3 separate regions of the Homo sapiens genome follow, and regions 1 and 2 are each linked to region 3. A link is a loop called in an ENCODE intact Hi-C map of the cell type or tissue named here. Cell type or tissue: PC-3. All regions are shown on one strand.

What was found. Peaks named below come from ENCODE experiments on the same cell type or tissue, not always from the same donor. Only the 100,000 strongest peaks of a DNase experiment are listed, where the experiment ranks them.
Region 1: a loop joins it to region 3, with 8 times the contacts of the local background. A loop is called at or near these places in 5 of 110 quality-filtered maps.
Region 2: it touches region 3 in a loop (17-fold over the local background); 107 of 110 quality-filtered maps call a loop at or near these places.

The regions. Positions count from the first base shown.
Region 1 is chr7:155,249,251-155,257,250 of GRCh38, forward strand. LOC105375587 (a long non-coding RNA gene) reads right to left here and starts at 4,856. Exons shown (of 5, transcript XR_001745437.2): 1 at 4,766-4,856; 2 at 2,663-4,282. In PC-3, a CTCF peak has its summit at 3,558; no DNase peak of the experiment used is centred here.
Region 2 is chr7:155,187,412-155,195,411 of GRCh38, forward strand. No RefSeq gene overlaps it. Among named protein-coding and RNA genes, the nearest start is that of INSIG1, 110 kb to the right of the region's middle. In PC-3, a CTCF peak has its summit at 3,384; no DNase peak of the experiment used is centred here; H3K4me3 peaks cover 348 bases; H3K27ac peaks cover 1,640 bases.
Region 3 is chr7:155,341,768-155,349,767 of GRCh38, forward strand. No RefSeq gene overlaps it. Among named protein-coding and RNA genes, the nearest start is that of BLACE, 22 kb to the right of the region's middle. RefSeq lists a silencer at 2,979-3,368 and an enhancer at 7,354-8,000. In PC-3, a CTCF peak has its summit at 3,329 (motif pointing left); a DNase peak (open chromatin) is centred at 3,354; H3K4me3 peaks cover 871 bases.

The DNA of each region.
Region 1 (8,000 bases), 93 kb before region 3:
CAGGTCTTCCCACTGCGTGTGTCTGTGTCTAACCTGCCCTTTGCATATTGCACTAAGGTCCACGCATATGACCCCAACTTAACTCAGTCGCCTCTTGGAAGACCCCATCTCCAAATACATTCTGAGGTCCTGGGGATTAGGATTTCCACAGACAGATTTGAGGAGATGCGATTCAGCCCATACCAGGTGTTACATGGTTTTAACCCACCCACAAACCCTGCAAGACCTTCAAGCTTGACTCTCCAGGGGTCGAAGGGGATGCATCTTGCCCTAATTCACTCAGCCAGAAGTGGCCGGGTCACCTCTCATTCCCCAGTGACACGTTTTCCTTCCACGTCCACAGCAGCTGAAATGTCCTGGCAGTAACCTGAAAGACAGTGAGTAAAGGGCCCTGGGAGCCCCGTGGTTCAGTGTCGCCCGGGTGCTGAGGAGAATGTGAGGAAACCCAGGAGAGGTTCCCTCCACTCAGGACGGGTGCAGTAGTGTTGGGCTGTTGTTCTAACACCCAGGGGATAATTGGGCGCTGTTCCAGTCTCTATCCTAAAGAACATGGAAGGAACTCAACCTCAAGATTCAAGATTCCTTAAAGATTCCCCCAGCCACCTCTGGGACAGCAAGGACAGGGAGGGGAAGGGAGGCCCTGCTGTTCCTGGAGGCAGCTGTGTCCCTGCCTTCCCTGGAGTTGCATCAATTTTCCAATAAATTTCCCCTGCTACCAACATGAATTAGGTTGTATTTCTTCTATTTGCACCCAAGAGAGAACAGTCGCTGATGTAGGCTTTTCTCAGGTAACGAAGGTAAGATGACTGTGACATGGTTTCTTTCCATTGCACAGCCACGGCCTGTGTCTTTCAGGGTCTCAAAACCCTCCAGGGAGGGGGTAGCGGCTGGGGCCACCCTTACCCAGCCTTCCAGCTCCTTAGAAGTACAGCAGAGAGGTGGCCAGGTGCGGTGGCTCACACCTGTAATCCCAGCACTTTGGGAGGCCACGGTGGGCAGATCACCTGAGGTCACGAGTTCAAGACCAGCCTGGCCAACATGGTGAAACCCTGTTTTTACTAAAAATACAAAAATTATTCGGGCATGTTGGTGGGTGCCTGTAATCCCAGCTACTTGGGAGGCTGAGGCAGGAGGATCACTTAAGCCCAGGAGGTGGAGGTTGCAGTGAGCCGAGATCCTGCCACTGCACTCCAGGCTGGGTGACACAGCGAGACTCCATCTCAAACAAACAAACAAACAAACAATAAAGAAGTGCAGCATGGAGGTGTCCTGAGTCAGAGACCCCGCAGACCCATCAGTACAGTTTTCTCCAGCAGGAGGAAGGGCTGCCATAAGAGTCGCAACCCCACAATGGAAGGAGCCCCTTACAGGTGGGCGGAATGGGAGCTGTCAGAGCCCAAGGGCTCCTGTCACCAGCTGCTCTCCCCTTGTTCGACCTTTGCCCTGTTTGGGGCTGAATGGTGTCTCCTCCTCTCCACATTCCTATGATGAAGCCCTGGCCTCCAGCACCTCAGAAGGTGACTTTACTTGGAAATAGGGCCATGCAGGTGTAATTAGCTAAGAAGGGTCATCCTGGAGGAATGCATCCCCTAATCTGACTGCTCCTTATGAAAAGAATACCCTGTGGAGAGAAAAGGGTGCATATGGAGGGAAGACCAAGAACAAGACACAGGAAAAAGGCCATCGCTAAGCCAAGGGGCCAAAGATGGTCAGCAGCCCACCAGGGAGAGAGGCCTGGGGCCAATTCCCCCTCACTGCCTCCAAAGGAGTCAACACTGAGGATCTTGACCTGGTCTCGGACTTCCAGCCTCCAGAACTGTGGGGCTGTCCATCCTGTTGTTTAACCTGCTGGTCTGTGGTGCTTTGTGGCTCCCATGACAAGCTCCCAGCATCCTCTCCCTCTCCTGGACTGGGGTTAGGTCTCTTGTTTGCAATCCATCTCTCTCCACCACCTGCCCTGGGGCACTGGAAGGCAGATGGCACAGGATAAATAGGCATGGGAGGGAAGGGGTGGGATGCTAGTGGGAAAGAAAGAATTAGGATGAATCTATACAAGAGGGAAGTCAAAAGGTGGGGACCCAGGCTCAGAGCATCTCAGCAACAGAAGTCACAAAAATATCAAAAGGAGGGTGAAGAAGCTGGGCTTGGTGGCTCACACCTGTAATCCCAGCATTTTTGGAGGCCGAGGCAGGTAGATCACTTGAGGTCAGGCGTTCAAGACCAGCCTGACCAACATGGTGAAACCTACTAAAAATACAAAAATTAGCTGGGCATGGTGGCACAGGCCTGTAGTCCCAGCTACTCAGGAGGCTGAGGCAGAGAATCGCTAGAACCTGGGAGGTGGAGGCTGAGGTGAGCCGAGATCATGACACTGCACTCCAGCCCACGTGACAGAGTGAGACTCCATCTCAAAAAAAACAAAAACAAAACAAACAAAAGAAAGGTGAAGAGACTCCAGAAGGCAGGTGGCTTAGCAAACTCTCAGCTGCCGGTCTTGTGCCTCTCCGTTCCATGGCCTCAGGGTGGGGCAGAGGTAAATTGCAATCCCTGGACAGGCTTGGATCCACAGTCGACCCAACGTGAACACAGGCTGCGATTCCATGGTCTCTGGTGACCACATGTCCTCCTGGTCCCCTCCCTGATGGAGCACCTTGTATCCTACCTCCACTGCCCACTCGCTCTCTCAGGTCCAGCCAAGTCCTCTGACAGAGGTAGTGTGACCTAGGGAGTCTCCGGAATGGCACAATCTCTCCCAGGGGGTGTTCCCATGGTGCACAGGGCAAGGTTATCCAAGTTCCAAGAAAACATTCTGTTTGTGGACCTGACTTACCGGAGCACATGAGTGAAAGCAGATAGGAATAAGCAGATCACGGCTCAGCTCCGGGTGCGGGGTGGAAATCAGGGTTAACCAGAGGGCAATGGGAGAAAATGATGTGGGGCACTCATTTAAATTATCTGCAGGACTCTGTATCATGAAGATAAACTTATTGCAGCCCTAGCTCATGTTTCCAGAGCAGAGTCCTGAGGAGAAGGAGCACTTACCAAGGACGAATGGGTCACTGCGTGGTCTGCAAATAGCATCTGGAAAACAAGAAGCTGGGACCTTGGAAACAGCAAGAGTCAGAGTTGGTCGGGGAGCTTGCCCTGGACACAGTGGGCTTCAGTCTAGAAGACACCGAAAGACAGAGCGAACTCCCTCCTCCTACAAACTGTTCACACAGTGGGAAGGAGGACGGGGTTTAGCAACACGCTGTCTCAAAAATGTGCACTGTCAGGCAAATATGTGCTTGTAACACCAGCCCTGGAGAGGAAAGTCTCTCTGGGCTTCGGTCCCTAACCTTTACCCTAAACATTAATATATCAATCGGCAGCGGCCCTGGAGAAGTTGCTGATGGCATCAGAGAATGAGGGCATTCACTAAGCTGTCACAGCAGACCCAGATGCAGTGGCGGAATTAATTTTTCCTTCATTAATCATATCCTAATTTGCATGATTAATATGTCATAGTTGATGAACACGGGCGGATACAAATAAAATCACTGAACAAAAATGCCACCTGCTGAGCAAAAAGAATAAGACAAACAAGTGAGTTGGCACAGCTAAATGAGCAGGAGTCACTTTATTTCCCAAAAACAATATTCCAAAAGCTTGAAACAATGCCACTATTGGGGCCGCTTGCCGAGGACTGTGGAGACAGACATTCCCAGAGTTTTCCACGGTGGGATGAGCTCCAGGGTACACACAACTGTCACAGCTTGCCATTGGACAATTCTAAAAACTCACCTTTCGAACCTCGCCTGTTTCCCAAGCGGAACCCAGGCCAAGGGGCGGGATGTTCCAGGACAAAGTGGTGCCACCTCGTCAGCCCAGGCCCACTTCCTCCAGCTACGAACCTCAGCCATTTCTGGCCAGCGGCTCTGGGGCAGAAACTGGGGCAGGGCATTGCCAAGGACACAAGCAAGGGGAGCGGAGGAGGAGAGGAAGCAGGGAGCGACCGTGGAATGGCCTCGGACCTGGGGCAGAGCCTTCGGGATGCTGGAAGCTGCTCAGGGGCCGTGGCTGAGGCCCAGGCAGCCACCAGGGGGGACTCCGACTGGGGTCCAGGGGCAGGCAATGCCCAGCCTCCCTGGAGCGTGGGTTTCCTTCAAGGCCACGTGGCAGAAGCAGCCACAGGAGAAGCAGCGCAGTTTTCCGCAGCGGTGGGAATGTCCTAGACCTGGCACATCCCGACAGTAGTCACTGGCACACGTGGCAGTGGAACACATGAATGTGGCCAGGGCGGCTGAGAAGCAGACATTTTCATTTCATTTTAATTAATTTAAATTGAAAAACCCACGTAGGGCTAGTGGTCCCTGGCGGGCAGCTGAAGGGAGTGTGGGGACCACAGCACTTCCCTGGCTGTGGGACCTGGAGAGGTATTCCTCCTTTGCAGCTCCGTCCTCCTCTGAGGCTGAGGGGTTGGATGGGGGCATCCCTGGAGCCCCCAGTCTGCACTTCCTGACTGGAGTGTGGAAGGCGCCTGCTCTGTTTGTTTCCACTATCCTTCCACAACCTTCACTGTCTCCCTCCCCTCTGCTTACCGAAAACTGCCTCCTGCCAGACTAAGTTCCTGGCCCCTCACTTTCCAGCCGCATCCCCCACGTCTCTACCACGTGAACAGACCCTCAGCCCTCAAACACACCTGTGCCTCCCACACCACCCCGTACCTTGTCTGTGCCATTCCCCATGGCTCTTCCCCACCCACTCAATACTGATGGAGACCCACCTCAAGCCTGATGTTCTGGAAGCTTCCCAGAGCTCCATGGCCCACAGGCTTCTCACTCCCCCACCATTTAGAAGGAACCCAGCCTCTGGCTGTGGTAGCTTGCAGGGCAGTCCTCTTTATCTCACTGTTACTTGATAGCAACAATGTTGCAATGTCTTGGAAACTGTGTAACAACCTGGCAAGGCTGAGCACACCTGCCCACAGAGCGGGGAGGTGCGCAGCCTGTCCTCAACGCCAACTAGCAGGGCGGCCTGAGGAGGTGACTGCATCTCCTCATGGTCTCCTCACCGGAAACATGAGGATCATGCTGCTTCCTTTTGGGGTTCATGTAAGAGCCAGGCGCTCACCTGTGCCAAACGCCCTGCCCGCCCTGGCCTGGGTTCAGGGTTTTCAATCCATGCTGTGCTCCCTAAAAGACAGGCCACTCCTCTGCTCTCCAGCACCTGAGGAAACGTTGTTGCTGGTTGCAGGATTCCTTAGTCTAATCCTAACACCTCAGTGGCTTCATCCTGGCCTCATGCATTGTGCTGGAGCCTGGTTTCTGGTGCAGGAAAGTTGTAAGAATGCGTTCCCTGCCATCTCGTTTCTATTTTGAACTATCTGGCCCAAACCCTTTTCTTTAGTTTTCTCCTCTTCCCTTGGGGAAAAAGAAAAGGAGAAAAAAGGAAAGAAAAGGACAAAAAAGAAATGGAGAAGAGAAGCAAGACAGAGGCTGCTCTGAAATGGTTTCTGCACCTTCTCCAATACAAAGGGCAGTAAGATTGAGTAGGATGAGACAGCTATGACTTCCTATTCCCTTTTCCCAGCCCCCAGGCTAAAAAATATGGTGGGTCTGAGGTTCTACTCCCCAACCCCGGCCAACGCTCAAGCCTAGACAAGAGTTGGATGCTCCACGGGAGTAACGTGAGACCCAGGAAGGCCACGTCTCATTTTAACTTCCTCTCCTCTATTCCATACCACAATCTCCGGGGAGCTTCAATGGATGGAGAAAGTTCTATGCCTGCAAGAACTGAATTTACCATCAGTGCCTTCATATTTGTGATAACCTTGTTTTCCCGTTCCTTCAGGGATGCTGCGCTGAGTGAAGATCTTCATGAATACCGTGTGTGAGGCAAGTAAAAGCGGCTCCTTGTGGCTCATTCGCTGCATAAGGTCCCATTCAGAGACTCAAATCCAGAAACTAAACATCATTGAAAAGGAATCCTAACCTCTGGTGCTCCTAACCAGGAGCCGCATTTCTCTAGGACCTCTGCCTTGGCCTTTCCAGCGCCCTGTGCCCACAGCGGCCCTGCTTGAGCCAGTCATAAGCAAGGCCCCCAGCTCCTCCCCAGCCCCGTCCCTCTGGGCTCTTCTATTTCCCCGCCCAGAGGAAAACATTCCCAGCTATACAGAAGCAGATGGGATGGGGGTTACCAGGGAGGCTCCAGAGAAATGGGGAGATGCAGGTCAAGGGGAGAGAGTCGCAGTGAGGTAGGAGGAATCAGTCCAGAGGCTGGCTCGCAGGAAGATCGCAGTTCACAGCACTGCAGCACACCCCGGGACTTCACCAGGAGAGTAGATTTTAGACTCTCTTACCACCAAAATGATGAAGAAAAAGAAGAAGAAGAGGAAGAGGAAGAGGAAGAAGAAGAAGAAGAAGAAGAAGGGGAAAGGGGAAGGGGAAGGGGGAGAGGGAGGGGGAGGGGAAGAAGAAGGGGAAGAGGAGGAAGAAGAGGAAGAAGAGGAGGAGGAGGAGGAGGAGGACCGGGCGGTGATGGATTTGAGAACTTGCCTGACTGTCTTAATCACCATGTCTATGGATATCAACACAGCAGGTCATAAATGTTAAAAATCACGTCCACCCTTAAACATATGCATTTCTTAAAAAGGAAATGCGTCACCAGCCACATGTGTGAGTCGAAATTATCTCATAGACACATTTGTAAAAAGTAAAAGAAGGATGAAACTTAATATTATGCTTTAACCGAGTACATCCAAAATATCAATGAATTACTTATAAGATACATTACTTTTTTTTTCTAAGCAGCCTTCGAAACGCCGTGTGCCTCTTCCACTTGACAGCATGTCTCCATTTGGACTGGCCACATTCTCAAAAGCCGCAAGTGGCTGAGGACTGCCACGGAGGCCACACAGCTCCAGTCCATTCTACTGGTTGTTATGAGTTCAGTGTTAGTGCCGCCCCCACCCCCCAAAATTTGCATGTTGAAGTCCTAACCCCCAGTGTGATGGGCTTGGACATGGGGACGTCAGGAGATAATCAGGGTTCGGTGCAATCCTGGTGATACAACCCTCGTGCTGGGACGAGTGCCCTCATGAGAAGAGGCCAGAGGACTTGCTCTCCTGCCACGTAAGGACACAGTGAGAGGGTGGCCGTCTGCAGCCCAGGAAGACCCTGACCTGCTGGCACCCCGATCTCAGACTCCCAGCCTCCAGAACTGGGGGACATGACTGTCTGTTGTGGAAACTCCCAGTCTGTGGTATTTTGCCACGGCAGCCTGAGCTAAGACACTGGCTTTGCATGGCGAGAGCCTGCAGATGATCCAGCAAAAACAAACTGTCCCTAGCAGGCCTGGGGCAAGGGGGAGGACCGAGCAGACCCCATATCCAGCATCACAGGGTTCGTGAGTGAGCTGTTATGCTTGGTGTTGTGTGCAGAGATTAAATGTCCACAGTCTCTGAGTTCACGAGGCTTATCATGTCATGAGGGACAAGACGATAACTCCGGTTTATGCCTGCGTTACTACTTTACCCACTTTCTGTGCGCATGGAAAATGACAGGAGAGCACAGAAAAGCACCCGTGTAGCCCAGAGATGGACACAAGTGCTAAGGAATCCAGATGGAAATGGAATGACTTCGGAGTAGGGTAGAAAGAACCTACTGCTACTATTATCTACTCTTGAAAACCTAAAAGGTTCGGGGGTTTTTTTTGAAAGGCCTCTCCCAGCACAGATAGGAATTGTGTCCATAGTCAAGGGTCACTCCAGCTTCTGATGCTGCAGCTAATATGATTGGACTTTTGCCCAGATTGTTTCGAATTGCCCCTGGGCCACATATTAATTTGTTTCAGATGCTACCTTTTCCCACTGTTAGACATAAAAGAATCAAAGTGAAAAAACAAAGATGCAAAGCCCTGGGATTGTTAAAAAGTTAATTGCTCAGTGTTGGCCTAAATGACAGAAAAGTCCCCAACTTCCTCAAGGTCAGAATTTTACGTGTAAAAAAGGAAACCTTGAG
Region 2 (8,000 bases), 150 kb before region 3:
AGCTGCTGCCTCTCCACGCCAATGCCAGCAGCTCTCCTTGTCTGAGGAGGGATGATCTGGCTGGAGATCCCCACGACTTTGGATGGGAGGAACTGTCCTCAGCACCGAAGAGGCACCTGTTCAGTTCAGAGCACAAAGTGGGAGGTTGCAAAAGAGCATTAGCCGTACTCGCCCAGGAGGTCTGAGTGCTGCGCTAAGTGGCCCATGGGAACCTGAGTTCCGTGGGGTTGACCATGCCTGGGGAACTGAGGCTAGGAGGGGCCCCAGTGCCACTGAAAGAAGGGGGCATCCATTTCCTGGCATCTTGGGGAGCCTGAGGGTGACCACAGGGCCAACCCCACTTCCCTGCTGTGCCCTCTGCTTTGGGGGTGCTGTGTAATCTGGGGCTGAGGAAATGTATGGGCCCAAAGGAAGGGCACCAATGTGTCCAGACCACCCCCACACAGCTGCTCAGCCCATGCGTCAGGCCAGGTGCAGAGGACGTGGCTTGGCCTCCAGAAGGTCTGATGGGACCTTTCTCTCATGTGTGCTCCCACACTGGGTGTCCCTGTTGGGGAAACCCAGGCACTCACCCCACAGCCCCCACCATGAGAGAGAGAGAGAGGGCCCTTCTCTATGTGGCGTCTGATCTGCAGGCTCCCTCCTGAAGTCTCTCCAGAGGAGAGCTCTGATGTAGGGATGTCTGCGTTGGGTCTATGTCAATCCATAGTGGATTTTTTTTTTTTTTTTGAGACGGAGTCTCACTTTGTTGCCCAGGCTGGAGTGCAGTGGCCTGATCTCAGCTGACTGCAACCTCCGCCTCCCAGGTTCAAGCGATTCTCCTGCCTAAGCCTCCCGAGCAGCTGGGATTATAGGCGAGCACCACTACGCCCAGCTAATTTTTATATTTTTAGTAGAAATGGGGTTTCACCATGTTGGCCAGGCTGGTCTCGAACTCCTGACCTCGTGATCCACCCGCCTCAGCTTCCCAAAGTGCTGGGATTACAGGCATGAGCCACCATGCCCAGCCCATAGTGGATATTTAGGGCAATGCTGCTGCCAGCCTCAAACGACAGGATGTGGTCAGATGAAGTTTGTATTTGCCTTCTTAATGAACAGTCAGTTACTTAGACACTTTTCTAAGACAAAGAGAAATGTGACTTTGGGTTTATGACTCATGTCTCTGAAAAGGATAAAATGGTCATACATAAATGAAATCAATACCTGTACCCCACCTCCACACACCCTTTTTCCTCTCTAACCTCTCCCCAACCCTGAAGACATTAGATATTCAATTCTTGTTATTTCCAAGTTCCAATCCCAGCTGCCCTAGACAACTTTCTGATGCTGACTTGGATCTGCCTGTAGGGAGTATTGCTTTGTGGAAGGGACTTTGAGTTTTGTGGTCCCCATACAGTCAATTCCCATGTTAGCCTAAGACAGCCAATGGCATTTGGTCTTCTGTGCCCATCTTGCGTGCTTGGCTAATGTGAGTTGTGTCTCAGAGACACAGCGACCCACCAGCCTTGACATAAATACATTTTATGCAGGCTCCAGGCCTGGCCTGACTGGGGCTGCTCCCCGAGGCAGTGAAGGGCTCCCCAAGATCTCCTCACAGGCTTTTCGCTGTCCTGACAGCACTGCACTGCAGCCTGCAGCAGGAGTCGTGTTGCCACACAAGTTGTGAAGGTGCATTCAGTGTCATTCTAATTGCCCAGCTGCAATGTGGAGAGGCTGCATTAAGGTAAAGACCCCGAATTGCATTAGGCTGCTGGGAATGGGACTTGATCTCTAGGAAAGTGGTTCTCAACCTCGAACATGCGTCAGAGCCGTGGACACTGACGGCTGGGCTGCCCCAAGGTTCTGACTCAGTAATTCTGGGCTGGGGCTTGAAATTTTGCATTTCCAACAAGTCCTGCCCTAACTGTTCTAGGGATAATCCAGGGTTGATATTGGATAATCCAGGGTTGATATTGCATCATCAAGGAATTTGTTTCATTGCAAGGCCAGTAAGTATCACCAGTTTGTAAGCAGCTTACTATTTCTGTATCATCTCGTATTTCAGGCATGAGAGCGGAGGCGCCTCTGCCTGGTGAGCTGAACAAAAGTGGATCCACTTCTATCTGGACAAAGGCCCACTGCCAGCTTCACCTTCAGATTTTACACATCCTCTTCCTCAACTTTAGAGTGACAACAAATGTAGTTCACACATATGAACCAGTGAGTGAACGTGTGCAATGAAAATGCGCTTACATTTAAAAATCAAATTGCAGCAGGCCTTTCTGAGCTGGGCAGACCCTGTGCTGGGTCTACGACAGCACATCCCCCTCAGACGTGGCCCGCACGCCGCACATAGCCCAGCGAGGGGCGTTCTGCAGAAACGTCAGCGAGCTCATGGCTAACGTGCTCAGAATAGACACTGCCAGCTAACTTCCAGTCACCTGGCTATGACACACTCAAGCCTGTGAGAGTGAACCGGGTTTGTAAAAACCAGGACTAGTCAAAGCCCATTATTAAGTTTTACACTTTGCTCCCTGGCCTAAGGGAGTAGAAATCCAAGCTTGAAGGGAAAGGAGGGGTCTGATTTGGTGAACAGAGATATGAGGCTGAGGCTTCTGAGCACGTGGGTTTGGGGTAGGGGTAGGGGCGTGGGGGTACTGAAGATCAAGAAGAGGCTGAGGACACTCAAGGGAGAAACCCGGGCTCTAGAGCCAGCCCCCGTGGGACAGGCCCTGGCTCTGTGTGATCTTGGGCAAGTCTTAGCCTTTCTGTGCCTCAGTTGCTTACTGTAGAATGCGGTAACTACTGCTGTTATGGGCAGGGTTATGTCCCCCCAAATTTATAGTTGAAGCTCTAACCCCCCAGTGTCACTATACCTGGAGATGGGGACTCTAAGGAGGTGATTAAGGTTAAATGAGGTCAGAAGGGTGGGACCCTAACCCAATAAGACTGTGGCCCTAGAAGAAGATGAGAAGCTCTCTCTGTCTGTCTCTCTGTTTCTCTCTCTGTCTCTCTTTCTCTCTCTGTGATATAAAGGTGGCCATTGGAAAACCAGGAAGAGAGGCCTCAGGAGAAACTAACCCTGTTGATCTTGGATTTGGACTTGGACTTGATCTCAGACTTCCAGGGTCCAGAACTGTGAAGAAATAAATGATTGTTAAAGCCACCTCGTCTGTGACAATCACCCCCCCCCCCCCCCGCAGCGATTTGGTGAACTGGAACTGAACATACACAACACCCCTTCTTCTTCCAACTCTCCTTCTCTGTGCATTCTTTCACTCCCACCCGACTCCCACCCCCAAATCTTCATAGAAACATCTGGAGAATGTGCTCAAATCTCAAACCCCGGGGCGGGACCCTGCACTACCAAGCGCGGCCACTGAGCGGCACTCACACCCGGCGGCGCGCGCTGGTTCTCCCGCTCCGGCCGCGGGACTGGTGCGCACCTGGGACGCGGCCAGAGAGGCTGAACCCCTAACGTTTTATTCTGATGAATTTAGATTGAAAGATGGAAGCTATGTACGTTATTTTTCCTTTAAATGGACCTTCATGGTTCCACTAGGGCGACATGTTGCTGCAATGGCTAATCATTCAGCCTCCGAAGGAGACGTGCGGCGACTGAAACGCACGCCAGATTTTGAAGACCGTAGGAAAAAAAAAAAAGCGAGCCAGTCATTGAGACTTTTTAAATTGATTACATGTGGAAATGCTAATGTTCCAGCGGGACTGGATTAAACAGGACATTATTAACATGCATTCCACCTGTTTCTGGTTACTTTTTAAATTTGGCTAAATGGGCATTTTACATTACAGGTGTGTGGGGGTGGGGGCTGACCTGTGGCCTCGGCTTCTGGCCCTGGGCCTTCCCTTCCTCCCACTTGCCACGGGGGCCGGGTCCGGGAGCAGAGCTCTGCAGTTAGGGCTGCTGAGAGGCGCAGGTGCAGAGGACGGGTGGGTGCCCAGGCCCAGGGCACAGGGTCAGGGGTCGGAAACCTGCCAGTCTTTAAAACTACATTTCACAGAGGATCCATCCCGGCCGTCTATACATAGGGTGGGTCCTCCGTCAATCCATCCAGCACCCACTGAGTTCACCCCATCTATCCTATGTATAAGAAAATCGCGGACCGATCACGGGGGCTCATGTCTGTAATCCCAGCACTTTGGGAGGCTAAGGCAGGTGGATCACCTGAGGTCTGAAGTTCCAGACCAGCCTGGACAACATGGTGATACCCCGTCTGTACTAAAAACACCAAACTTAGCCCTGCGTGATGGTGCATGCCTGTAATCCCAGCTATTCAGGAGGCTGAGGCAGGAAAATCACTTGAACCCAGGAGACAGAGGTTGCAGTGAGCAGAGATCACGCCACCGCACTCCAGCCTGGGTGACAGAGCGAGACTCCATCTCAGAAAAAAAAAAAAGTGAAAAAGAAAAAAAAGAAAATCACCCAGTGCTTGGCAGTCACCATACAGCCAAGACCCACCCATCATTCAAGTCCACCCCAGGCTGGCTTCATTATTTTTGGGGAGGACTGGACCTTCATTTGACTTGCTATTTACCATTGATTAGGGCCTAGACTTTGTGAAGTTACATGTTAATTTGTAGATATTTTGTCAGTAGAGATGCAAATGATTTCAGTCTGGTGGAGAATGAAATCACTGAAACTACTGGCCCCCAAGGCCGTGGTTTTAGTTTGCGGTAGGATATTGATCACTTTGGCCTCTAACTTAGCAGACTTCCTTTACAGGGGCTGTGTTGGCTGATGAAACAAAACTCTGTCAGCCACTCTTTGAACCAGTTGTACAATTTTGCCCTTTCCCAGTCTGGGCTAAGCAAATCTCTGATGTGTTCATTCCAGATTTGTATGAGAGTCTTATATTTAACTGTTAAGTTTATAAGGTTTACTCAAGTAGTTAACTGAATCAGGAGAGAAATTTGAGATGAGGTTGAGGTTAACCCCTGGGGAAATGATGTCCACAGCATCACAGGGAATGGTTACCCTAAGCCGGGGCATGCACGTGGGGAGGGAGGAAAACTGGAAAGACTCTTTCATCCAGAAAGATGAAGGCTGAGAGGGGAGGCAGGTGGCATTTGTGATTCCATAGACAGCGTCAAAGAGAGGAACCTAAGCTTGTTGCCAAACCTGAGAAGTAGAAACCTCTTTCAGGTGAAAAGAGGCTGTGTGAGAGGAGAAAGGAAGGGAGTCTCTGCTTCAATGGTGTCAGAAGTGGAGGAATCTTTGACAGATGCTGGAGTCAGTCTGTGTCCCGTGTCTTTGAGGAACTAGCCCCGTGAGACACAGCCCCTGACCTCAGGGAGCAAGCAATCTAGCGGTGTCCACAAAAGCAACACCTGAAGATTAAATAATACAAAATACATTTCAGGAAATACGTAGAACATTTCAAGCCACTGGTGCAGACAGTGGGAGCTCAGAAATCAGAGGAGGAGGTGCCAGTGGGACTGGGGTCTGTTATGTTGTACAGCAAAACGCAATGAAGTTAAGGACCTCGAGAGGAGTTGCTGATCCTGGGCTATCCAATGGAGTCCTAGGTACAGTCACATGTGTCCCCATAAGATGGGCAGAGGGAAATCAGAAGCACCACAGAGGACAGACAAGGGTCTTGAAGACAGAGGCAGAGACTGGGGGATGCAGCCACAAACCAAGGAATCTCAGCAGCCACCAGGAGACAAAGATAGATTCTCTCCAGGGCCTCTGGAGGGAGTGGGACCTGCTGGCACCTTGATTCCAGACCTCGGGACTGCAGAGCAGCAAGAGGAGACATTTCTGTTATTCTCAGCCACCTGGTTTGTGGTGATTTGTTACAGCCACCCCAGGACGCGAATACCTTCCCTCACATGCCTAAGCTGAGACGGTTGGAACCACAGGGCAACTGGACACACACCCCGACTCTCTGCGCTGCACTTGGGCTGCCTCCCAGCATGGCAGTCCCAATGGTCAGACTTCACAAAGGTGCTAGCCTCCAAGAGGACAGTTCCCAGGATGGGGAAGCAAGAGCCCCAGGCATTTGAAGAGGAAGTTACCCAGCCTCATCCCTCCCACCCCTGAGCAAGCTTCAGGGCCAGCCCGGCACTAGCGGAGGGGAAGGAGCCCATTCTCCCCATGAGAAGACTACAAAGCACCCACCCAGATGGGGTATGTGGGGCTGCTCCTCTGAGCACTGACCCCCGGCTTCCAACCGCAGACCATCCTCAGAGCTCAGCGGGTCCCTTCTCCACATCCTCAACCCTACAGCCTAGAGTTTTCAGTGCCCAGGACCCTTTCAGAACAGGAATGTGTGGAACAAGCTCTAAATCTAGAGTGTAACTTAACACATACATAAAATTGCTTTCTTTCAGGTTTATTTTTAAGAAGCAAATGTTATTAATTTCCGGAGAAGGAAATGAAAGAAGATGCTGCAATGATAGTGTCTGCAGAACAGCTTCAAAATCACACAAAGAGACAGACTCATGAAGGTGATATTGCAAAACCAGCATGGCATGGGGGCAGACACTGTGCTGTGGAGGGGACAGTGTGGAAGCCACATTCCCTGTTTCCTTCTATCCTCCTCCCACTCTCTTGAGTTGAATCACCCTCTAGTGGGGCCTGGGCCTGCTTGTTCACCCAACGTCTGATGCACAGTTCATTGTTACTCCTTCTTTTAACTGCATCATCCTTTACTTATAAAGAATTTGGAGAGGCAAATAAGGTCGTATTAAAACCAGTTGGAGCATGATATATAATGCATGGTATAGCCAACAAGCAACAGTGAATCCTTTGAACACACTTTCTCCAGTGTGCATCTGGTAAGGAGGCTAAGTTCTTAGTGGGATAGCGCTATTATTAATCAGAAAGTTTGAAGGTGCTTTTTGAGAATTAACCCCAGAGCTACAGAGTTATGCATCATTATCAGTATACCAGCCTATACTTTGTTCAGTGCTTTACAATTTAATAAGTGCCTGATTTCTTTCTCAGCACTATGTGAGGAAGGTGTTACCATTGGTTAAGGATGCAACAGCCAAGGTTGAAGGAGACTAACTGCTTCGCCGTCTGCTTATTCTCAGCTGTAAACAGCTTGCAGGAGGACAATCTGCATTGTTCGCAGAGAAGCAAATATGACCCAGAGGTCAGAGTCGCAAGAGCCCAGCAATTTGTCTTTGCTCCTTAATCCACTCTGTGCCATCCAGGGAGAGATAGTAACACTGATTTCTGAATAGTGCTTTGTGTGTTACACAGTGGCTTCATATCCAGCGCCTCCCCCACCTCCTCCGCCCTCACTAGGGGTGGATTGCCCCTGAGCAGGGTCTGAGGGGCAATGGATCGGGGTGCTGCAGGGGCTGAAAGCTGCAACTTTGCAGGATGTTTGTGTAGTCATGACAGCCTCGCGGAAAGCCTTGGGAGCATGGGGCGTCCTAATCATCCTGACAACTCCGGGTGGAGGGTACACCGCCGTGCTCCATGCCATCGGGACAGAGCTGGGATATGCAGGCCATGGCGAACAAGCACACAGCACAAACCTGTGCCGCACTGTCCAGGTCAGTGCTTCTCATCCAGAGAGGCTTCATCCCCCTGGACAAGCTTGGCCATGTCTGGGGACAGTTTGGATTGTCCCAGCTGGGGAGGGGTGTGGAGGGTGCTGCTGGCATCAGTGAATGAACGGAGACCGGGGATGTTACTAAACATCCTACAAGGCACAGGGCAGCCCCTGCCACAGAGAATCACCAGGCCCAAAGTGTCAATGAGGCAGAGGTTGAGGAAGCCTGGCATAGGGGTTTTACCTGTTATGAACATGTTAATCCACCGGCTGATGTGAAACAGATGCCAGGATCAGTCCCCACTTTGCAATTGAAAACAGAAAAAGCAGGGGTCTCAGTCCTTGTATGAAACAAGGTAGTTTTTCAGCCAAACAAAAAACATTAAATGAAATAAAGTCAAGGTACTTTGAATCATTTTGCCTCATAATTTATAAAAAAAATTAGCAGTAATGAATATCAACAGACTAAGTATTGTAAAAGAGGCTTTCAAA
Region 3 (8,000 bases):
CCGAGGCCTCTCTCTGTGGCTTGCAGTCAGATGCCATCTCCCTGGGTCCTCACATGGTCATGCCTCTGTGTGTCTGTGTCCTTATCTCCTCTTCTTCTAAGGACACCAGTCCTATGGGATTAGGGTCCACCCCAGTGAACCCATTTGACCTTAATTTCCTCTTGAATGGCTCTAGCTCCAAATACAGCCACATTCTGTGGCCTCCCCCCGGGGCTTGCAGACAGCTATTTTTACCTTCCCGCAGGGCTCTCCCTGTGGGTGTCTGTGTCCAATGTCCCCCATGTTTAAGGACACCAGTCATACTGGACTAGGGCTCACCCTAACAACTTCATCTTAACTTGATGACCTCTGTAAAGACCCTATCTCCCTATAAGGTCACCTTCTGAGGTCTTAGGGGTTAGGACTTCATCCTTTGGATTTATGGAGACACAATTCAGCCCCTAACATCTTGGAAATTCTAACCCACTTAACCCATTCTCTTCCCTGGAAGTTCAATATTGTTTTGATGTTTATGTGTAACATTGCTTTAAAAACTCTGTCTCTTGATCACAACAAGAAACACCAATGGTCTGCGTGGCTGTGGTTTCCCCGGCTCCCTTGTGTGGCTGTGGGTCCCCAGCTCCCTTGCTCCGAGATGTCTCTGTTTTGCTTTATGCAGTTTCCTTCAAGCCCAGCATTTCGTCCTAGGGGCCTCCCATGGACTGAATGTTGGCGAGGCCCCAAAATTCCCATGCTGGAGCCTCAAACCCCGGTATGGCTGTACGTGAAGTAAGGCAGCCATTAAGGTTACACGAGGCCATAAGGGTGGGCCCTGATCCCACGAGATTAGTGCTCTCATAACAAGGGACACCAGAGAGCTCGCTCATTCTCTCCTCCGATGCTGGCACCAAGAAAGGCCACTGAGGAGGGCAGGGCAAGAAGGTGGCCTTCTGTGAGCCTGGAAGAGGGGCCTCGCGAGAGCCCAGCCATGCTGGCACCCACCCCTCAGGCCTCCAACCTCCAGAGCCTGAGGAATAAGTGTCTGTGGTTCAAGCCACCCAGTCTGCGGTATTTTGTGAGGCAGCGGGAGAAAGCTATGGAGGGCTGTTATTTTGTTCGTATCATCTTTCGTGATGTGAAAGCTCTCTGTACTTTTAAAGTAGTAACCTTGACATTTTTCTAAACCATTCTTTACCATCTGCCTCTTTAATATTTGTTAGCAAGAGCTCCCCAACCCCCACTGCCCAATATAGTTCAAATATCTTCACTTTCCTCTACTTCTTTCTCACTCCCCACTTCCAAATTCCTGGTATGTTGATAGATTTTTGAATCATGCATCACCTCTTTCCACAAACTTTGTGATTCTGCATTCAGTTTACAAGCTTGGTTTTCTGTTGTTCTGTTTTAACTATTTCTACTTTAGTAACCCTACTGATTTCTTTTGTTTAACTCATCTTTGAACACCAATAACTCTGTACGATCTGTCTTGCTTAACCCACTCAGAACATGCACTTCACGCAGCCAGATCACAGCAACTACTGGGGTTTCACCTGGCATAATCCAAGCCTGAGGGGCCACTGTAGCTCTCCCCACTGCGGTCCTAACAGATGGAAGGGGACCTGGTCTCCCTCGTGCGATCTGAACTTGTAGTGTAGGCACCCTGTTAATATCCATGGAGTGATGGTAAACAGAGTCCAAATGCAACAAGAAATCTGCAAGTAACTGTCCTGGAGCCCAGGGAACAGGGCCAATGCCCACACTGCCAGGGGGACGGCTATACTGTACGGCTGAGTGGCTCCTCACCCTGTCCCCATGCCCCTGGGAACCCATCAGAGCATTTCTGTGGATGCCTGTCTTTGTCTCTCTTGACCAGGATATTCAGCCTCGCCTCAGTGGCATTTGAACAGGATAACTGTGTGGGGCTGTCCTGTGCAGGGCTGGGGGCCTCTCTGTGGGGCCATCGTGTGCATGGCGGTGGGCCTGCCTGCATCCCTGGCCTCTGCCCGTTTAGATGCCTGTGGCAGCCCCTCCTGCAACCAAATCAGCTTCAGACACTGCCAGTGGCCCCTGGAGCCAAAGACAGGGATTCAAAGGCAGGCCAAGGCTTGTCACCTGTCTCTGCCCCACACACAGCAGGCGCTTCAACGGCCTCAGCTCGCATTCCAGAAAGATCTGCCCACTGTGAGGCACAGGGCCTTTCTCCCACCTCACCAATGGCAGAAACGCACCTTTAGTGACCTGCGGCCCACCTGGGGATATTACCTGGGCATCGTGCCTCATAAAACCACACCCTAGGCTGGGCGCAGTGGCTCATGCCTGTGATCCCAGCACTTTGGGAGGTCGAGGCAGGTGGATCATGAGGTCAAGAGACTGAGACCATCCTGGCCAACATGGTGAAACCCTGTCTCTACTAAAAATACAAAAAATAGCTGGGCGTGATGGCATGTGCCTGTAGTCCCAGCTACTCGGGAGGCTGAGGCAGGAGAATCGCTTGAACCTGGGAGGTGGAGGTTGCAGGGAGCCAAGATCGCACCACTGCACAACAACCTGGGCGACAGCGCGAGACTGTCTCAAAAAACAAACAAATAAACAACAACAACAACAAAACAATGAAAAAACCCACACCCTACACTGTGGGGCCCTACGGCCGGCCGTGGTGCAGGCAACCTCCCCTTGACACCACTCCTGTTGCTGCGGGGCCTCCCGACCTGGGGCTGGTTCTGCGCTTTCCCTTTTCTGGGGCTTTGCCGGGCGCTTCCTGGGGCCCTCCTGGGACCTCCCTGGGGCTCTCCCGGGACCTTCCTGGGGCCTTCCTGGGGCTCTCTCGGGACCTTCCTGGGGCTTTCTCGGGATCTTCCTCGGGCTCTGCCAGGGTCTTCCTGGGGCCCTCCCGGGACCTCCCTGGGGCTCTCCCGGGGTCTTCCTGGGGGCTCTCCCGGAACCTTCTTGGGGCTCTCCCTGGAGCTTCCTGGGGCTCTCCCGAGTCCTTCCTGGGACCTTTCTGGGGCTCTCCCGTGGCCCTCCCGGGGCTCCCCCGTGGCCCTCCCGGGGCTCCCCTGCGCCCGTGTGTCCTTAGTGGGAGGGCGCTTTCAGCCTCCTCCTCCCACACACCTGTCCCGCCAGCGCAATCCAGGGGCCAGGGCGGCTGCTGAGGCCCCGGCCCGAGGAGGGGCGGTCACCCCGCAGTCGGACGCCGCCGCGCCCCACGCCGCAGGGCAGCGCGCCCCAAAGCTTCCCGCGCGGGGACTGAGTGGCGCCCTGGGCTAGTCCCCGCCCCTTCGCCCCCGCCGCGCCGCACCAGCGCCCCCTGGCGGCCATCCGCGCGCCGCGCGCTCCGACTCCCGCCCACCCTAGAGAGAGCGCGGAGCCCTGCCGGCGACTGACTTCAAGGCACAAGGCAGTGGGAATTTCGTCGCTGAGAAATGCAGCGTGTACGTCGGTTGTCTTTCCTTAAGCTGTATACACACTAGACGGAGCTTTCGGCAATGTATTCACTGAGGTTACAAGAGACAGGGACTTGGGGCTTGTTTTCTAGATTGCTGAAAATGAAGCTTTGAGAGCAGGGATGACACGTAAGTGGCTGAAACGTAAAAAACTGGAAGGTCAAATTACAAATGTAATAGAAATAGCCACCGGGTCCACTCAGTCCCCAGCCGCCTTGCAATCTGCTTTTTTAACTAGCTGCTCTCATCCGATTATAACAACCATCCGCCCCTTCAGTGGTTCCAGGGACTGCAGAGTCACATAAGAGAGCATCGCATAGAGCAAGTAACACATTGAGGGGGCACTCACTAAAGACAGCACCCACATAAAGAGAGCACCTACATACATAGAGCACTCACATAAAGAGGGCGCTCACATAAAGAGAGCACTCACTAGAGCATCTACACAGAGAGCACTCCCATAGAGAGAGCACCCACATACAGCACTCAGTAAAGAGAGCACCCACATACAGAGAGCACCCACATAGAGGGAGCACCCACAGAGAGAGCACTCACATAGAGCACTCACTAAAGAGAGTGCCCACATAGAGAGCACTCCCACAGAGCACCCATATAGAGCATCTGCATAGAGAGAGCACCCACACAGAGGGAGCACCCCCATAGAGACAGCACTCACATAGAGCACCCCCCTAGAGAAAGCACCCCCATAGAGAGAGCACCCTTATAGAGAGAGCACCCTTATAGAGAGAGCACCCCATAGAGAGAGCACCCCTAGAGAGCACCACCATAGAGAAAGCCCCCACACAGAGGGAGCACCCCCATAGAGACAGCACCCCTTAGAGAGAGCACCCCTTAGCGAAAGCACCCACACAGAGGCAGCATCCACACAGAGGGAGCACTCACATAGAGCACCCCCTAAAGAAAGCACCCACATAGAGAGCATCCCTATAGAGAGCACCACCATAGAAAGCCCCCACACAGAGGGAGCACCCCCATAGAGACAGCACCCCTTAGAGAGAGCACCCCTTAGCGAAACCACCCACAGAGGGAGCACGCACACAGAGGGAGCACTCACATAGAGCACCCCCCTAAAGAAAGCACCCCCATAGAGAGCATCCCTATAGAGAGAGCACCACCATAGAGAAAGCCCCCACACAGAGGGAGCACCCCTATAGAGAGAGCATCCCTTAGAGAGAGCACCCATAGAGACAGCACCCACACAGAGGGAGCACCCTATAGACACAGCACTCACACAGAGCACCCACTAGAGAAAATACCCCCATAGAGAGAGCACCCCATAGAGCCCCCACACAGAGGGAGCACCCCCACAGAGAGAGCACCCACACAGAGGGAGCATCCCATAGACAGAGCACTCACATAGCGCACCCCCATAGAGCACCCACACAGAGGGAGCACCCCCATAGAGACAGCACTCACATAGAGCACCTCCATAGAGAGAGCACCCCCATAGACCACTCACATAGAGCACCTAGAGAGAGCACTCACATAGAGAGAGCACTCACACAGAGAGAGCACCCACATAGAAAGAGCACTCACATAGAGCACCCATAGAGAGAGCACTCACAGAGAGAGCACCCACATAGAGAGCACCCACATAGAGAGAGCACCCACAAAAAGAGCACCTACATAGAGAGCACCCACATAGAGAGAGCACCCATATAGAGAGAGCACCCACATAGAGAGAGCACCCAAATAGAGCATCTACATAGAGAGCACTCACATACAGAGAGCACCTACATAGCACTCACATAGAGAGAGCACCTACATAGAGAGAGCACCCACATAGAGAGAGCATCCACAAAGAGAGAGCACCCACATAGAGAGAGCATCTACATAGAGAGAGCACTCACATAGAGAGAGCACCTACATAGAGCACTCACATAGAGAGCACACACAGAGAGCACCCACAGAGTACCCACATAGAGAGAGCACCCATATAGAGCACCTACATAGAGAGAGCACCCACATAGAGAGAGCACTCACAGAGAACACCTACATAGAGCACTCACATAGAGAGAGCACCTACATAAACAGAGCACTCACATAGAGCACTCGCATAGAGCACCTACATAGAGAGAGCACCCACATAGAGAGAACACCCACATAGAGAGAGCACTCAGAGCACCCGCATAGAGAGCACTCCCATAGAGCACCTACATAGAGAGCACTCACATAGAGCACCTAGAGAGAGCACCCACATAGAGCACTCACACAGAGAGAGCACTCAGAGAGAGCACCTACATAGAGCACTCACATAGAGAGAGCACCTACATAGAGAGAGCACCTAGAGAGCACTCACATAGAGCACCTACATAGAGAGAGCACCCACATAGAGCACCCACATAGAGCACCTACATAGAGAAAGCACTCACAGAGAGCACCCACATAGAGAGATCACTCACATAGAGTACCCCAGAGAGCACCTACATAGAGAACACTCACATAGAGAGTGCACCCACATAGAGAGAGCACCCACATAGAGAGAGCACCTACATAGAGAGCACTCACATAGAGAGAGCACCCACATAGAGAGAGCACCCACATAGAGAGAGCACTCACATAGAGCACTCACATAGAGAGAGCACACACATAGAGCACCCACATAGAGAGAGCACCCACATAGAGAGAGCACTCACATAGAGCACCCACATAAAGAGCACCCACAAAAAGAGCACCTACATAGAGAGAGCACCCACATAGAGAGAGCACCCATATAGAGAGAGCACCCACATAGAGAGAGCACCCAAATAGAGCATCTACATAGAGAGCACTCACATACAGAGAGCACCTACATAGCACTCACATAGAGCACCTACATAGAGCACCCACATAGAGAGAGCATCCACATAGAGAGAGCACCCACATAGAGAGAGCATCTACATAGAGAGAGCACGCACATAGAGAGAGCACCTACATAGAGCACTCACATAGAGAGCACACATAGAGAGCACCCACATAGGGTACCCACATAGAGAGAGCACCCATATAGAGCACCTACATAGAGAGAGCACCCACATAGAGAGAGCACTCACATAGAGAACACCTACATAGAGCACTCACATAGATAGAGCACCTACATAAATAGAGCACTCACATAGAGCACTCGCATAGAGCACCTACATACAGAGAGCACCCACATAGAGAGAACACCCACATAGAGAGAGCACTCAGAGCACCCACATAGAGAGCACTCCCATAGAGCACCTACATAGAGAGCACTCACATAGAGCACCTAGAGAGAGCACCCACATAGAGCACTCACATAGAGAGCACCCACATAGAGAGAGCACTCAGAGAGAGCACCTACATAGAGCACTCACATAGAGAGAGCACCTAGAGAGAGCACCTAGAGAGCACTCACATAGAGCACCTAGAGAGAGCACCCACATAGAGCACCCACATAGAGCACCTACATAGAGAAAGCACTCACAGAGAGCACCCACATAGAGAGATCACCCACAGAGTACCCCATAGAGAGAGCACCTACATAGAGAACACTCACATAGAGAGTGCACCCACATAGAGAGTGCACCCACATAGAGAGAGCACCCACATAGAGAGAGCACCTACATAGAGAGCACTCACATAGAGAGAGCACCCACATAGAGAGAGCACCTACATAGAGCACTCATAGAGAGAGCACCCACATAGAGAGAGCACCCACATAGCACCACTGTCAGGGCTGAGTGGTGCAGTTGCAGAGGGAAAGGGCTGCCAGGTATGTCCCACCCTGCTCACTGCCTGCCCCATGCCAGGACCTCTGGCCAGGTGGCCTTACTTGCCTTCAGGTGTCTGGCTGCGAACCCGTCTGTCTGACCTGGTGGAGAATGGGGCCTTCCATTAATCCCCAGATGCTCCTGCCTACTGTCAAAACCTAGGAAGAGAGAGAAGATACTTACCAACAATAATTTGAAGCCAGCAAGGCAAGAAGCTTTGCCCTTGGGGACCAGGTAAAAATTATAACAGATGCTGCAGCCTCTGCCAAAATGAATTTGTAAATGCGTCACTTTGGTAGCAGGCGCAGTAATGAAGAAAAATACACTTTTTTTCATTCGTGGGGGTAAACAGCTGGAAAATAATATTAGTAAGGGGGAAAAACAAAAGAGAAGGCTGGGGAATTCTTCCTGCACAAAAACAACAGGGCCAAAACTCTCGGTGCCTGTGGGAGGAGATGACGACGCTCATTCTTGCCTCGTCCTGCCACCGGGCACCACACTTTGCCCTTTGTAGGCAATGACAGACCTGGGAGGTGGAGAGAGCAGGAGAGCCACGGAGTCTGGAGCCAGCCACCAAAACTGCTGAGAAGCGAAGGAGGGACTCTGGAAGGCAAGGCATGAGTGTCCTTCACACAGCCTGCAGATCTCCTTTCACCACCTCCGTCCTGGAGGCTTCCTCCGCGTCGTCCTGGGGTTCTCCTGCCTTGGAAACCCAGCTGCTCCCCATGCAGCGTAGCCGGCCCCGCCCCCCTCCCGCAGGAAGCTCAGAGAGGGTGCAGAGACCTCGCAAGTGCAGGCTCGGCCATCATCGGAGCTCCACCAGTAGGGTCAAGGAGTACGC